Regions from separate parts of the Homo sapiens genome. Here region 2 is linked to region 1. The links are chromatin loops, found by intact Hi-C in ENCODE. Cell type or tissue: Caco-2. All regions are shown on one strand. Each heading gives the region's core, and the rest is flanking DNA. Links, peaks and the distances in the headings are about the cores only. Region 1 has its middle 36 kb from the start of JRKL. Region 2 overlaps MAML2 (mastermind like transcriptional coactivator 2).

Evidence for each region. Peaks named below come from ENCODE experiments on the same cell type or tissue, not always from the same donor. Only the 100,000 strongest peaks of a DNase experiment are listed, where the experiment ranks them.
Region 2: it touches region 1 in a loop (15-fold over the local background); 2 of 110 quality-filtered maps call a loop at or near these places.

What each region holds. Positions count from the first base shown.
Region 1 is chr11:96,423,814-96,429,200 of GRCh38, reverse strand. No RefSeq gene overlaps it. Among named protein-coding and RNA genes, the nearest start is that of JRKL, 36 kb to the right of the region's middle. RefSeq lists a silencer at 1,376-1,588. In Caco-2, for the core only: a CTCF peak has its summit at 2,244; no DNase peak of the experiment used is centred there; H3K27me3 peaks cover 118 bases.
Region 2 is chr11:96,093,914-96,099,300 of GRCh38, reverse strand. The region is part of intron 1 of MAML2 (mastermind like transcriptional coactivator 2); the gene reads left to right. Among named protein-coding and RNA genes, the nearest start is that of MTMR2, 170 kb to the right of the region's middle. RefSeq lists a silencer at 3,222-3,516. In Caco-2, for the core only: no CTCF peak of the experiment used is centred there; DNase peaks (open chromatin) are centred at 280, 1,210, 2,728 and 3,080.

The DNA of each region.
Region 1 (5,387 bases), core at 333-5,332:
TTCTTCATTTTCCTCAGAAAAAAAGGTTTAGCTCTTCTCTAAAATTTAATTATTAAAATTAACTTTAGAGCCACGTTGCAAAGTTGGGATTCCAATGGGAATTGCATTCTATTTGTGTAGTAATCTGAGGAGAATTTACTTCTTTACAATATTAATATTTCACACCCAAGAACATCCACTTAATCAAGATTCTTTTATGTTCCTCTACTTATTTTGTAGTTCTCTTCAAGAAAGACTTGAACCTTTTCATGAGAGTTATTCCTAAATATTTTCTAACTAAATTTTAAAAAGAGTTAAGATCTTGGTAATCCTGTCCTAATTTCTAAATATGGTCTATGTGCTTCAGCTATAGTCTCCTACACAGTGGTTCTTAAGAACTCTAAACCCTGAGATGAGGGGGAAAATCAATTGTACATCAAAATAGTAAATACTTGGTAATGAAGCAGTGTTACAGATTTTTATTCCGTCATTTCTAAATTTTCTTTATCTTTATATTTAAAAATAAGTTTAACATGTGAATGAGAGACCTATCACTTAAGACCCAAAACTCCCACACTTTCCATTTATGTCAATATATTATACATAGGTGTAGGCACCAAAAATTTTTGTGGTTAGTCACCCAAACTAGATTATAAAGGCTTTAATATTTCCCTGCACCTTTTATTCGTTATTCTTCATGGCTCCTAGTACAATATCATGAAAATAGTAAATGCCCAGTTGATGCCTCCTCAAGGAGTTATCAAGTGAATTGAGTGACTAAAGCAGAAGATGGAAAGAACTACAAAATTTGATGTGGCACATCAAAATAACTTGCGCACTGTTTTGTTTTTAAATTATAATTCTTGTAGGCATGTCTATGTCTTCAACTAGACTATAAGTATGTTGTCACTAGGAGCTGTATCTCATATTCCCTTTATGTATTCTCATATTCCCATCAGAACAACTTAGGGACAAATCATGGATTGATTAAAAATAAAACTTCATATGCTAAAGAACCAAAACCACATAAAAATGTCAAAGAAGACAAAATAGAGAATACATCTGCATCCTAAACAAGCATTTTTAGAGCCATTACCCACATTTTAAATAGGCCAAAGTGTCTCAGTCTGAGGAAAAGGATTATAGCAAAGCAAGCATTGTTTTTGGTGGTGGCAGTAGTCTTCACTTTTTGTTATATTAGAAAGTGCAAGACAATAGTCAGGCGTGGTGGCTCACGCCTGTAATCCCAGCACTTTGGGAGGCCTAGGCAGGTGGATCATTTGAGGTCAGGAGTTCGAGACCAGCCTGACCAATATGGTGAAACCCCATCTCTACTAAAAATACAAAAAGTTAGCTGAGCGTGGTGGTGGGCACCTGTAATCCTAGCTACTTGGGAAGCTGAGGCAGGAGAATCGCTTGAACCCAGGAGGCAGAGGTTGCAGTGAGCCGAGATTGTGCCACTGCCCTCCAGTCTGGGCAACAGAGCGAACTCCGTCTCAAAAAAAAAAAAAAAGAAAAGAAAAGAAAAGAGAAGAAAAAGAAAAAGAAAAAGAAAGAAAAAAAAAGTGCAAGAAAGTAACAAGAATGTTTGTCATTTTTTAAAAATGAAACCTCGGCCGGGCGCGGTGGCTCACGCCTGTAATCCCAACACTTTCGGAGGCCGAGGTGGGCAGATCACGAGGTCAGGAGATCGAGACCATCCTGGCTAACACAGTGAAACCCCATCTCTACTAAAAATACAAAAAATTAGCCGGGCGTGGCGGCAGGCGCTTCCCAGCTACTCGGGAGGCTGAGGCAGGAGAATGACCTGAACCCAGGAGGTGGAGCTTGCAGTGAGTCCAGATCGCGCCACTGCACTCCAGCCTGGGCGACAGAGCGAGACTCAGTCTCAAAAATAATAATAATAAAATAAAATAAAAAATGAAACCTCTAGACAATATATTGTAGAACAGATAGATACAAATGCGGGTCATCTCTTTGTTTTTGCTGAGTCTGATAACATTAAGGTGAACACTGAACAGCCATCTGCTAAGTAATTAAACCTGCCGCTTATTAATGTAACTCTTGTATTAGTTCAGCATTGATGAACAATTTAATGGGTTGAGAAATTGCAGATTCAATTTCCTGTGTCACTACTCTCTCGTGTTCCCATAATCAAGTTAGATATGTTTTTACCCAAAACTATGTTAAATCAAAATAGTGTTAAAAAGAAGAGTCAATATTCTGATATACCACAAGATGGGGATGTTACTCCATCTTAAATGTCCCCATTGCCCTGCTCCCGCATCCCAACCCCTGTTTTGTTTCAAGATATTTAAAACTCTCCTGAAGACTAAATTTGGGTTTTCTTTCTCAAAAATTAAGATTTCAGATCATCTATGTTTCCAAATGAAGTTAGAATCAAACCATCTATAAAACAAAATGGAAACAGGGATATCCACTTTAAAATGTGTCAGGGATACACGCTTTAAAATGAGTGTATCTTTGTTTTTCTGCAGATTATATGCATTTGAATTTTGAACGGAGCTTCATGGTGGGCGTGTGTGTGTGTGTGCGTGTGTGTGTGTGTTTTATTCCGCAGGTGCTTGTTATCCTGTCTCTTCATCCACATGAAAGCCTCCTACATAGTAATTTTGTGAGTCCCTGTAATTGTCTCTCCCTTTTAGCTGTGCTAGTTCACATTTGCAACTCCAGTATGAAGTGAGTATGTGTGTTTGCGTTTCTTTGTCTTGTGAACATGTGACTGTGTCATCCTTTGTTTCTATTCTTCCTTATCTCTTCTGTTTTTCCATTTAAAAAAATCTTAATACAGCAAAGGTATCTGGTAGTCTATAATGATGCTAAAAAATTTCTTTCCTTTCACCCACTATGTCTCTCCATAATAGTCACTAAAGGTCTGATTTTTAAAATTAGTTGTTATTATCAAATTGAATTAGGAAATGAGAATATTTTATATGTTTTATATGCTCCCTGGTGTGTCTTGCATGTATGTGTGTATGTTTATTGATTTTTTTATTCCTCTGGGTGCTTTGTATTTAATATAAGAGGGGTTCCTTATTCAATTGTTTTACATACTCCCTGGACACTGACTTAAAAGAAAATCTCCTTTTGATCCATTACGTCAGTCAGAAATCGCTGTTTCCAGGGGAATTTAAATTGGTTTTCTCAGCAATTTATTATTTTATAAGAAGCTTGGCTACCCTACTAATCAAAATTTTATATTCTTATTTAACATGGGATTAAATTGCCTAATTCTACTATCAAATTCATAAAATATTTTCTTTTAAAAAAGTAACTATGTTCTTTCACTCCTATTCAACATTACACTGAAAATCCTAGCTGATAAAACAGGACAAGATAAAGAAATAAAAGGCATAAGATTGAGTAGAATAAATAAAACTGTCTTTGCCCATGGATGACATGAATGTTTAGGTAGAAAATTCCAAAGAATCAACACACAAAAAAACTACAGGAACTAATAAGTGATTATAGAAGGTTTCAGGATACAAGGTTAATATACAAAAGTCAATTACTTTCCTATACCAGCAATGAACAACTGAAATTTGAATCTAGAAACGCAACAACATTTACATTAACACTGAAGAGTGAGAGAAGAAATACTTAGGCATAAACCTAACAAAATATATACAAATCTGTAATAGCAAAACTACAAAACTCTGATGAAAGAAGATTTAAATAAATGGAGTTATTCCATGCTCATGGATAGGAAGACTCAATATTTTCAAGATATCAGTTCTTCCCAGCTTGATCTAAAGTGTCAAGAAAATCTCAACCAAAATCCCAGCAAGTTATTTTGAGAATTGATTATTAAGAGATTCTAAAGTTTACATGAAAAGGCAATAGAGCCAGATTAGTTAGTGCAATGCTGAAGTGGAAGAATGAAGTCAGAGAACTGACACCACATGACTTGGAGATTTACTATAAAGCTATAATGATCAGAACAATGTGGTGGTGGAAAAAGAATAAACAGATAGATCAATGAATAGAGAGCTCAGAAATAGACCCACACAAGTATACTCAACTGATCTTTGACAAAGGAACAAAGGCAATTCAATTGAGAAAGAAGAATATTTTCAACAAATGATGCTGGAACAATGGAACATCTACATGCAAAAAAAAAAAAAGAAGCTAGACACAGACTTTACACCCTTCATAAAAATTAACTCAAATGGTTTCATAAGCTTAATTGTAAAATTAAAGCAATACAACCTCTAGAAAAAAAAAAAAAACAACAACATTGTAGAAAATCTAAGTCACCCTGGGTTTGGTGATGACTTTTTAGATAAAATACCAAACGTATGACTCATGAAAGAAAAAAGTAGTAAGTTGGACTTCATTAAAATTAAAAGCTTCTGTCGGGTGTAGTGGCTCATGCCTGTAATCTCAGCACTTTGGGAAGCCAAGGCAGGCAGATCACTTGAGGTCAGGAGCTCAAGACCAGCCTGACCAATATGGTGAAACACCATCTGTACTAAAAATATAAAAATTAGCCAGGCATGGTGCCACATGCCTGTAGTCCCAGCTACTCAGGACTCTGAGACACAAGAATCACTTGAACCCAGGAGGTGGAGGCTGAAGTGATCAAAGATGGCACCACTGCACTCCAGCCTGGGTGACAGAGCTAGACTCTGTCTCAATAAATAAATAAATAAATAAGTACTTTTACTCTGCAAAAGACACTGTTAATAAAAGGAAACAAGAAGACACAGACTGGGAGAAAATATTTGCAAAACACATATCTAATAAAGGACTGTTATCCAAAATATAACAATAACTCTTAAAACCAGAGACTCAAGGGGGAGAAAGAAAGGGACGTAGGGAATGATGAAGAGATGGTGTGAAAAGGATTTTTAAGCAAGTGAAACCATTGTGTATGATACTCTAATGATAGATGCATGACATTATGTATTTGTCAAAATTCATAAAACTATACAATACAAAGAGTGAATCCTCATGTAAATCATGACCCTTAGTTAATAATAATGTAACAATATTGATTAATTATAACACATATGCCACACCGAGATGTTAATAATTAGGTAAATTGTGGGGAGGAATATGGAAGAGGGGGTATATGAGAACTCTCTGTATGATCTGTATAATTTTTCTATAAACCCAAAAGTGCTCTAAAAGTAAGGGCTATTAATTTTTAAAAAAGGAATGTCACATTTTATACTACCTTTTAATGGCTATTAGTCAAAGTAGCCTTATTAAATTAATTGAAACTCTATTAGAATACTGCTAGTTTCAAAGAAAATTCAGAATAAGGTCCATCCATCTAGATAGTTTAGTCATCCAAGGTAATTTACTACATTTTAAAAGTTTTTATCACAAGACATTTGCATTACCTACTGGATCCAAGATTCTATGATTGGATGGGAAAACTC
Region 2 (5,387 bases), core at 127-5,126, 330 kb after region 1:
TCCTAAACATTTTTACTTCAAGAATCAAATCAAGAGTCATATATTAGCTTTCGGATTGGTCTCTTTCTAATGTTATCTATCCCCAGTCCTATCTCTAATCAGCCATGAGTAAAATAGCCCGAGGAAAGTTTGCAGATGATGGAACCAAGATATTCCCTTGAGTATGTAGGCAGTGGCAGATTTGGTTCTTGTGTTTATGCCTGGTTGAGAAAGACAGAAGTCTACCTGGGGTGAAAAAAAGTGACCTATGGACTGAATTGTTACCTTTGTGTGGCACATTCCCTGTTTCTAGGGCAGCACCGGAGACAAAGAATGCATTTATTTTGTGGAAAGGGATGGGGGCAGGGGAAGAAACAGAAACCAGAGGATTGTGCAATAATGGCATTTTCAAATCCCTCCAGAAAGTTTATGTTTCAAGTCTTTTGGAAAAGTGAAGCATAGCTACTTAAAAAGAAGCAGTTTACTGAGGACCCCAGCCCCAGTTCTGCTGTGCAGGATTTTCCTTGTTCCTAGGCGTTCTCATACCTTCAACCCCAGCTGTTGGGGCAGGCAGGCTACTGTGTCTGGAACCCTGCCCCGGACAGGCCTATGCCTTTCCCCAGCAGAGACCGCAGGCCTCAAATAGCATCTAGGTGTCCAAATGGAAGAATGAGAACAAGGACGGGAGTGAAAAGAAACAGTTTGCTGGATCTCAGCAAAAGAAAGTACAGTGATTTCTGTGTCATCTGCAAACCAGACTGGACTTCCCTTGTTGAAAATCATTCCCAAAACAAGCCCCTTCCTCGGATGGCCAGTGAAAGGGTGATATTAAATGCACAGTCTCATGAATTAAACGTAATTGTGGGGCACAGATTTATCATGCAAAATAAAAAATGCTTCTCACCCACCTAGGTAGTGGGAAAAGTGCAAAGATTGAGTGTAGTGCTGATTGGAAGCCTTTACATCCTGCTGCTGGCTTAATCATCTGCATATTTTCCCTCATGCCAGGGATGATTTGATAGGATATGGTTCAGAACTCTCTCTGGTGCTTAGTAAATCTTTTTGACTGACCGAATGACCTTTGTCTCTTTCCTCTCCTATATTGGAGCCTCAGGAGTGATGGCCTGAACTTTCACCATCAACCTCCCACCAGTGATGTCATCATTCTCTCCTTGCCATCCAACCCCCTGTGTCCCGAATGCCTTTACCTCTGCCCTGTGCTCACAAGGCATCTTCATTCTATTGGACTTTTGTCTTGGCTGTCTGGGCTATCTGTGTCCAGCACACTGTCAGCATTTGGCAAGGTAGAGGCCGAAAGGGAAGACAGCAGTATGGCTAGTGGTTCAGAATTAGGACTTTGGAACGAGACATGTCTGGGCTGGCATCCTGCCTCCATATCTTTACTGTGTAATCTTAATGTCAGGAACCTCAATTTTTTCACTTATGAAATGGGTATATAAGAGCACAAGCCTCAGAGAGCCATGAGATTAAACAAGGACTTACACCACAGAGTGCCTGCCTAGAATAAGCCTTCAGTATACAATAGTTAAGAGGTGAGAGGCTTTCATAGAACATAGGTACCCTTGCCTTTGAAGCCCCTTATTCCTTAAAAAATATTAAAAATTATATTTTATGACCGTGTTGGCAAAAAGATAAATTAATATATTTTGAAACAGTTCTTTAACCTAAAATCTTATTTTTTTCCTTCTGTTCTATAACTGTTGTGAGCCCTGGGCACTGTGTGTCCCATGCCTAATTGGTAGGTCAGCCCTTGGGTGAAAGATTTGTTTTGGAGATCCTTCCCTTTACCTTTCCAGTATCATTAACTGTTTTCTGGAAGATTCAGGCCCTGCAGCCCCTCAGGATATTACTACCCTAATACTTCTCCTTTCTCCCTTCTCTTTTCTTCCAGCCACCCAAAAGGTCCACAGTGTGGAGCTCCCAACTCCCATAGTCCTGCCCCCATCCTTCTCTATTTAAACCCTTGCCTTTATTCTCTACCATTCCCCTGGTTAGGTCTTGTTCCCTTAGAGCTTTATTCTTGTTCTGGTAAGTTGGCTTTGAATTTTCTCATAAGCTATTTGTCCTTGAGGTATTATTGACTGTTTTCCTCCTCTGTTGCTTCTGGAGTATTTGCATCTTGAGAGACTCTATACCATAATTCAAACCATGTATCTAATGAAAGAATTTTAGTCCAGCAAAGGAGATATTTCAAAGCAAAAAGTGATCCTTGAGAATCATTTAGATTGTATGGTGCTGGTGCCAGTAGCTTGGTGCCTACTGCATGTAGGCATTCACAGTGGGCCTCGGTGATATAACTAGATTAAAAACTTCTAGAAGGCAGGGCACAGCCTATCCCCAAAATTCTCTTGGTAAAGTATCATGCCCAGTGAAGTTTTGATGGGTGTCTTTTATCCTAATGGAATCACACATGACTTCTTCTGTCCCCCATCTTAAGGAATCCCTCCAGCTGTGCTTGGTGGTGACCTTACACCACCACACATAGTGCCTGGAACACAAACTTCCCTCCTTTAGTGCTTGTTATTTTCTGGCTTTGGGCAGGATAATGATCTCAGAGATAATCCCATTTATAAAGGAGAAGAAAACTGTGGCCCAGAAAAGTTGAGTATTTTCCCTAAAGTAACAAAACAAATTAATGGAAGAATCGGGACGAGATCCCTGGCTTCCTGAAGACACAGGTGTAGGTACCATTTACCTCTGTCAGGGCCTAGGGTGTCACTTACTACAGAGCACAGGCTGTGCAGTGGGAATGTGTGGTTTGATTCCTGACTTCATTGCTTACTCTGTCTGTCCTTTGAAAAGATACTCAACCTCTAAACCTGTTTTCTCATCTGCAAAAGCGGGGAGGGGAAGAAATAATATCAACTTTATATAGAGTTGTGAAGATTCTGAGAGTTGTGAGAGTTAAATAAGATTATCCACATAAAGTGCTTAGTACGATGTCTCACATGCAGACCTTCAATAAATGACTCATTATTATACAATTATCACTAATTCTATTACTGTCTCTACACTCCTCATAGCCTAAAGAAAGTGTGAGTGCTGTTTCCCAGAGCGCATACTGCACTGCCCAGGGAGTGGCCAGAGCAGTGAGAGAATCTGGCTGAACAGGTTTTTTCAAAGCAGTGGAAAATAAATCAAAGGTGATAACCCAAATTCGGAAAAAGAATGTACTCCTTTGTTTGTTCTTTCCTAGTTGTGAAAGAACCTTCAAAATGCAATTTATGCTGAAATAAATCAGAAGCAACATGGCTGACTCTCTCTGGTCTGTGTTCTTCCTGACCCCATGAGGATAGACAGTGGTAACTCTGAGTTTCTGCTGGATGTGGTGATAGCTGACCATGTTCTGTGATGATGTCTACACCAGTGAGTGGACAAGATTAGGAGTCAGCAAATCATGCAGAGACAGCAGAGATGTGGGGAGAGGGGAAGCTTCACACCCAGGTACAAAGCATGCCTAGCCCCTTGCTGCAAATTGTTCATCACTAAATGTGAAGTCTCAGGCAACTTGGTTAGAACTCTTTGTTGAAAGTAACAGATGCCCAATTTGTATTAGCTTAAGCAATAGGGAAATTCATTATAAAGATTCCATAATGTATCAAAGAAAACAAGCAGAGCTGACCTGGGATTGGAAACAAGCCCCCGAATGGTATTAAAACGTGTCTCTCCTCTGCTTCATTTTTCTCTCTTTCTACAGATTTGCTTCCTCTATGGCTCTAGTTAACACAATGGAACAACAGCTCACAAGTTCTGTAGATACAGCCACCTAAAGAGAGCCTGGTCTCACTTTCTCCAAATCCAAAATTCCCATGGAAGGGAGTAATTGCCCTGTCTTGGGTCAGGTTCCTTTCTCTGATTACCAATCAGCAATGATATAAGGTTATAATCTGTTGTACCAACATGACACATTCACCATAACTATTTACCACCTGTGAGTGAGAAAAACTACAAATAAGGGATGATTGAAACAAATATTGATGAGCCAGATGACAAAAAGCAGATTTTTCCCACTCAGCTCTATACTGCATCCTGGCCATTCCCATATTCCTCATCATTTTACCTGAAATCTAGGATGTCTCTGTAGTTACTGCCCCTGGCCCCTTTATACTAGGTTGATCCTAGCCCTGAACAAACTAATTAGAGCATGTTAGAGTGTAAATGACATATGCTTTAGAACCACACAAACTTTGAGTTAAAGCCCACTTGCTAGCTGTGTGACCCTGGGCAAGTTACTTAGTCTCTCTGAGTATTGCTTTCCTTATTTATAAATTAAGGGTAATAATACCTTTCTAATGGGATTGTTGTGCAGATTAAGGGAAATAAAGTAACCATATTCAAGTGTTTGATATGTAATATATACTCAGTTATGTTAATTTCCTTTTCTTGATTAGTCTACCTAGAAATCTTCAGGCAGGTGAGAGAGCAGCCATAAGTGAGAAGAGAAGATAGGAGAAGTGATAGAATTTTCTATCTAGGAAATGTTTTCTTGCCTCGTGTATTTTACAGTTATGCTGAGAAAACATTGAATAATTTCAGTGGGTCTGCAGCACTGGGAAAGCCACACTTTGGTAGATATGGTCTCTCACTTCAGAGACAAATCAACAAGGATATGAGGACGAATGATGAATGCTTTATGTTTCTTTTTTAATGTATTAGTGTGCTTATATGGCCCTTAAGACTTTCTCTGTAAATTTTAAGGCTCATAAAGTATAATCTGATTGCTAGTTTGTGAATGAAGTACTTTAACAGTCACAAAAAAACTTAAACATGTTGCTGTTTAGACAAGCTCCCCTTTCAGCATGTAGTAAGCCATACTTTTTCTACAAATTGTTGTTTATTGAGTTGTTACTGTAACAGGCACTTTCTAAACTTTTATATGCATTATCTCATCCCTTCCTGTGAGTTAAGTGCTATTGTCCCCATTTTCTAGATGAGAAAATTGAGGCTCAGGTAAGTTGCTGAGGTCACATAGCACCCAGTGACAGAATTGGCACTTGAGCTCAGTTTTGTCTGCTTCCAGAGCCTAAGCAATTAACACTTTCGTTTTGGTAACGAGATTTAGTTACAGGAAACAGAAGAAATGAATTCCCAGGAAAATCAGTGCTTAAAGTATCTCATATGAGGAATGATCATCTCATGACTTTTGTGTGTCCACATAAGGTTGCTACATAGGCTTGGATGCAAAGCAGTGGAATTATAGGAAGAAAAGTAGATGAACAATAATAGCATATCTCCTTAGGCCTGAGAACTATTCTAATTACTTACTTAGAGGATAATAGTGATGAAGGGGTTGGGTCTGTGAAAAAAAAAAGAAACTAGAGATTTGTTCCCAGCTTTAGACTTGTGAGTGTTTTCTATCTTGCTTAAAATTGTGCACACTCTGATCA